Linked DNA regions of Homo sapiens: region 2 is linked to region 1. Evidence: chromatin loops called from intact Hi-C (ENCODE). Cell type or tissue: IMR-90. All regions are shown on one strand. Each heading gives the region's core, and the rest is flanking DNA. Links, peaks and the distances in the headings are about the cores only.

Evidence for each region. Peaks named below come from ENCODE experiments on the same cell type or tissue, not always from the same donor. Only the 100,000 strongest peaks of a DNase experiment are listed, where the experiment ranks them.
Region 2: a loop joins it to region 1, with 13 times the contacts of the local background. A loop is called at or near these places in 15 of 110 quality-filtered maps.

What each region holds. Positions count from the first base shown.
Region 1 is chrX:74,382,557-74,385,474 of GRCh38, reverse strand. No RefSeq gene overlaps it. Among named protein-coding and RNA genes, the nearest start is that of SLC16A2, 37 kb to the left of the region's middle. In IMR-90, for the core only: CTCF peaks have their summits at 1,684 (motif pointing left) and 2,601 (motif pointing right); DNase peaks (open chromatin) are centred at 1,684 and 2,674.
Region 2 is chrX:74,449,794-74,452,711 of GRCh38, reverse strand. The region is part of intron 1 of SLC16A2 (solute carrier family 16 member 2); the gene reads right to left. Among named protein-coding and RNA genes, the nearest start is that of SLC16A2, 30 kb to the right of the region's middle. In IMR-90, for the core only: no CTCF peak of the experiment used is centred there; DNase peaks (open chromatin) are centred at 1,411 and 2,621; H3K27ac peaks cover 414 bases.

The DNA.
Region 1 (2,918 bases), core at 306-2,805:
CAAAAATCAACTCAAGGTGGATCGAAGACTTAAATCTAAGACCTAAAACCATAAAAATTCTAGAAGATAACATCGGAAAAACTCTTCTAGACATCGGCTTAGGCAAAGAATTCATGACCAAGAACCCAATAGCAAATGCAACAAAAACAAAGTTTAAATAAATGGGATCTAATTAAACTAAAAAGCTTCTGCACAGCAAAAGAAATTATCAGTAGAGTAAACAGACAACCCATAGGGTAGGAGAAAATATTCACAAACTATGTATCTGATGAAAGATTAACATCCAGAATCTACAAGGAACTCAAACAAATCAGCAAGAAAAAAACAAATAACCCCATCAAAAAGTGGGCAAAGGGCATGAATAGACAATTCTCAACAGAAGATATGCAAATGGCCAACAAACATATGAAAAATGCTCAACATCACTATCAGAGAAATGCAAATTATAACCACAATGTGATATCACCTTACTCCTGCAAGAATGGTCATAATTTAAAAATAAAATAAATAGATGTTGGTGTGGATGTAGTGAAAAGGGAACACTTTTGCAATGCTGGTGGGAATGTAAACTAGTACAACCACTATGAAAAACAGTGCAGAGATTCCTTAAAGAGCTAAAAGCAGAACTACCATTTGATCCATCAATCCCATTGCTGGGTATCTATCCAGAGGAAAAGAAGTCATTATATGGAAAAGACACTTGCACACATATCTTTATAGCAGCACAATCTGCAGTTGCAAAAATATGGAACCAACCTAAACGCCCATCAACTAACGAGTTGATAAAGAAAATGTTGTATATATACACCATAGAATACTACTCAGCTATAAAAAGAAATGAAATAATGGCATTTGCAGCAACGTGGATGGAGTTGCAGACCATTATTTTAAGTGAAGTAACTCAGGAATGGAAAACCAAATGTTGTATGTTCTCACTAAACTATGAGGATGCAAAGGCATAAGAATGCTATAACGGACTTTGGGGACTAGGGGAATGGTGGAAGTGGGGTGAGGGATAAAAGACTACACACATTGTACACAGTGTATACTGCTTGTGTGATGGGTGCACAAAAATCTCAGAAATCACCACTAAAGAACTTCTGCATGTAACCAAAAACTACCCATTGCCCCAAAACTATTGAAATAAAAATTTTAAAAAATAAAAACAAGAAAGGAAAGAGTACTATCCCAGTCTCCACATATTGGCCCTAACTCTGCCTCAGCTTTCCCTTCCTGCATATGTGGAGCCTGAAGGCCTGCCTGAGGTGAAAGCTTAGGTTCTTCTCCAGTCTTTTCAAGCATGTGTCCTCCCCTGGGAATGATTGTGGCTTTATTGATTCCCTGGTGTACATAGGAGCTTTTAAAAATTCTTTTTCCCATACACATCTTCAGTCCCAATCTCTTCTTTCCCAGGCTTCTAGGTGTGTCTATCATTTGTCTCAAGTGTTATCCCTAACCCCAGGCTGCTGCAGCCAATACCTGTGCCTTTAAATACTTTCAGTAACAGCCTCCTTGGAAGCCACTGGAGCCCTGCAAACACTCTGAGTCAGGTGAAACATAGGAAAACCTTCCTGCCAGTTTTTGAGGGAGCCTCCAGGCTGGTGGAGGCCCATACCACAATTCTTTGAGAGTAAGGTTCATATTGCTCCCTCTGGAACTAGCAACTTGCACCAAGAGTGCCATCTACTGTCCTCACAGCCACTGCTGATCTAGGGCATGGGGGATGATAAGTGGGTGATTTAAAATGCCACAACAGTCTCTTACCACAAAGCAACATCTTTCTTCACCAAGTATTCCCCTTGTTGTAAGTTTTTGACTAGATTCCAGCGTCCTTCAAAAGCTGATTCTGACAGTTTTTCTAGCGCATTAGTTTCTTTTTAGGAGGAATGTAGATCTGGAGTTTCCTACTTTATTATTTTTGGTGCCTGATATACCTTAATCTTGAAAACACCTTGCTAGCCAAAGCAAAGAGTTATGAGTGCTACATGAAGCCTGAAATGGCTTCGGAATTTCCAAATAGACAGTTTTTAAGGGTGGCAGGGGGTACTGGTTGGAAGAAGGGACTAGGGAACGGTTTTTCAAGATGTGTTTGCAAAAGCATATTACCTAAATTTGAGAAAACACCAACTGTCAATATCATGGATATGTGAGTACTAATGTAAATTATGAGAGGAGGTGTTAAAACCTTCCCAGGCTCCCTTGGTGCTGTTGAACTAGCAAGTGGTTATTTGTTTGGAAAGCTGCTTCTGAGACTACAGGTCAGGATGGGAAAATGAACCTGATGAGCCACCAATAGCCCCTTCTTGAGAGGACTTGGGAGTTAAGCAAACTGATCTGAATTTGGGGTTATGCTCAGGATTTACTGAGCCTTTTTCTATCATTCTGCTTTTGGGTTGAAGAAGGAATACAGCCTGGTCAGGTATAATGGCCAGAACTATAAAGGGTTTTTAGGTTCATCCTCCTTTCCCCCGACCCACAAACTCACAGTCTCTGAGGATGGTTGAGAAAAACCATGCTCTGGAACTGGTTGCCCTAAATGGATACCAATCTAGACCCAAAGGAACACTCTATCCACAGCCCTTTATGCCTTTGGCCACTAGGGGGCACCTGGACTCTGGAGACTATTACCCCTACCCACACCCTTAAGACTAACTTTGAATGGCAGCTTCCTAATTTCTCCCCATAACTTTGCCTGGAGCCTGTAGTGGACTGCAGTAAAGTGGGCAGCTTTCCAAATCACTTGACTTAGAGTCATCAAGTTACCCCTCAGGCCAGAAGAACACCCAAGACGTGCTGTGGTGATTTAGAGTCTTAGAATGTCAGCACTGGAGGGACCTTCAGGATTTCCTGGGCCAAAGTTTTGGGATTTCTTTTGTTTCAGGGGATGTGTGTGTGTGTGTGTGTGTGTGTGTGTGTGT
Region 2 (2,918 bases), core at 122-2,621, 67 kb before region 1:
ACCTGTGTATATTTATATATCTGTGTATAGCTATATATGCAATAATGTATATGTATACATCACATATGTGTCGTGATGTAAAATGTACACATATATAACTGATATATATTTAAAACTATATATATAATCTTTATATATACCTCAAGCAAATTTCACAAAACTAATTATCCCTACTCTGCGTGACAAACTCTGAAATTTTCTAGTGCATATTATTTTTAAAATGCTTATTGTGACCTTCTAAATTAATTTCATGGGTTATAATGGACATTTTGGAAAACATTTTACTAGATAACCTTTGAGGTCCCCACATGCTCTAGGCCTTCACCCTTCTGTGTTGCTCACTGCTCACTCTCTGATTCAACAGGTACCTGAGCCTTTGGCATCTCTCTGCTTCTCTTTCCTAGAACGGGAACGGACAAGACTATTCCCAGCAGGATGAGAGGGAAGGCCTGCCATATTCCAGGCCACTTCCCAAATCCACCCTGCTGAGAGTGTGGTGGTAATGCTCCAAGGAAGAGAGTACACTGGCAATTGGAAGTGTGGTGGAAACTGGCTGACCCAGCCTCCATGCATGTCCAGTCTGGAGGGCGCCTTGGGGGCTTGCCAACTCTATTATCATCATTTCCCTATGATCCAAAGGGGTCAAGGACCAACCTACTGCTAGTAATTTAGCTCGTATTGTGCTCTGATAGCGGACAGTCATTGAACTTTTCCCTTCTCGAAATAGAGGGCTTCTTTGGCTCTTAACTATAGGATCCTCTAAGCCCCTTATTAATGGTAGCACATCCCTTCTGTTTCTGACAGCATGACATATTTAAGTCCAGGCTCATTCCCTCCTATTTATAACACCAGGAAGGTTCAAGTATGCCAAAAGCATCTGATCAGTGTGGCACATTTGCTGTCACATTCTTCTATAAGACATTTGTCCCATGACAGGTGGGGGGACCCCCCAAGGGATGACATTTCAATGCAAATAGGCACATCACTATAAGCAATTTTCCCTCATGTACACACTTCCTTCTTGATCTATTTTTGAGCTATTGGGTCCTGAGGATCCAAAGGGTTCACCCTACTTCATAGTTCATGGCCCATCACTAACTATCAATTTTCCGTGTCACTTTATGGCCAAGCCTACTGAGGTTTAGCCACTTTACAGTCATTTGTTCCTTGCCTGGAATAAAACATTGAAAGTAACCACAGGGGATTCATTGGAAAAGTGCACTTGCAAGTCTGAATAATCTCACACAGTCAGAGAAAAAACATCAGAACTGGAACAAACCTCAAAGATTGTCTAGCCTAAATCTGATGTTTGATCATGGAGCCTAACTGTATGTGTCAAGGAGGAGGGAGGTATGAGTAACCAGCTTCTCAAAGTATTAAACACATGCTTTAGGCTTCATACATTCTTTGTCTGATAAATATGCTTTGCCTTTCCTCAAACAGCACTTCCCCTCTGAAATTCACCACATACTCACATAGTCATTGCCCAATCCCAGCTTCAGCCTGACTCATCACACTAAAAGAACACATACGAAACAAACCACCTTTCTACTGGTTACATATTTTGAATCAGAGAATAAAAGATTTCCAATATTGGAGGTCTCTTAAATGTCATTTTAAGTTTTTTTAAAAAGTGTTTAAAGTTCATGTGTTTTACCCACAGATCCCCATGGAAACCCAATTCAGAGAGACAAAAAGGGAAAGGCCCACTAAGAGAGACTCTACCTTTTCTGGTTTTCTGCCTAGTTCCCTTTAATCCCAGGCAGGTTGGTCTGTGTATATTTTTATGGCTGCATAAGACTTTTAAAATCAAGACCTATGTGCTTATAACAGTGGACAAGAATTTTGTTCTGCAATGACCAGGACTCCCAGATCTCCAACAGCTTACTGACTCCAACCACTACCAGAGCCAAGGGGATATTGTCTGGTCAACATACTTCTCATGGGACATCAAAGACAAGGCAGAGGAGGCAAGGAGCGGAGGACCTTGAATGTTGTGCCTTTGTGTCATAGGAGTGAGACCTAATCAGCAATCCCCATTGGCATAATGGGAAGCAGTGGCTTCTCTGATATTGGCTTGGTCCAAAACCCCAAGTTATATTCTTTTCCCTATCAGCATGATCCCAATACTATCTGATGACTAGATGGAAGTTTCTTTTACTTCTTTGGGTGGGGCGGGGCAGAGCAGGGGTGGTGGCGGCAAGTGGTATTTGGTACAAGAGTACGGATCACAGAATTATGAACTCCCAGAAATGGAAGACCCCTAAAAGATCACTGAGTTCAGTGCAAAATTCTACAGAGGAAGAGACTTAGACCCAAAGAGAGGAACATGCTCAAGGTCACAAGATGGATTAGTGGCTGATCCAGGTCTCCTGACTCAGCTAGCATTATTTCCTTTAGCTTTTAGGTATGTTTAGTCTTCATCTGTTCGGCCATTATTCATTCAACAAATATTTATTGAGCATCTATTATGTGCCAGCCAGCCCTTGTGCTAGGCCCTGGGGCATATAATGGGGGTGGAGGGTCCATAATTTCTCAATAGAAAGGGCTTAGGGAAAGCAATTTGGTTGGAAGGAGGTGACTAAAGGACTTGCCTTGATGCTTGCTAGCATAGCAAGTGCATGAGTTTTGCTTAAATTATCTATTTATTAGTCATGGCTTTGAGCGATGCTAAAATTCCCCAAGCTAGCCTTGTTGCTGTCACTAGTGGTGGAGGAAGGATGGACCATCCTGGTCGTCTATAGTGCCCTGTTGCAAGACAAAGATCATCCCATTATCCATAGGGGATTTTGAGGGAGGTGGGAGGGAAGAAGTGAAGGAAGCTTGTTGATGGGAGAAGGGTTAGGCAGAGGAGAAATTCCCAGAGTAAAACAGCTGCCAAACTTAAAAGAGTTCCTCACAACCAGGATGAATCAAGG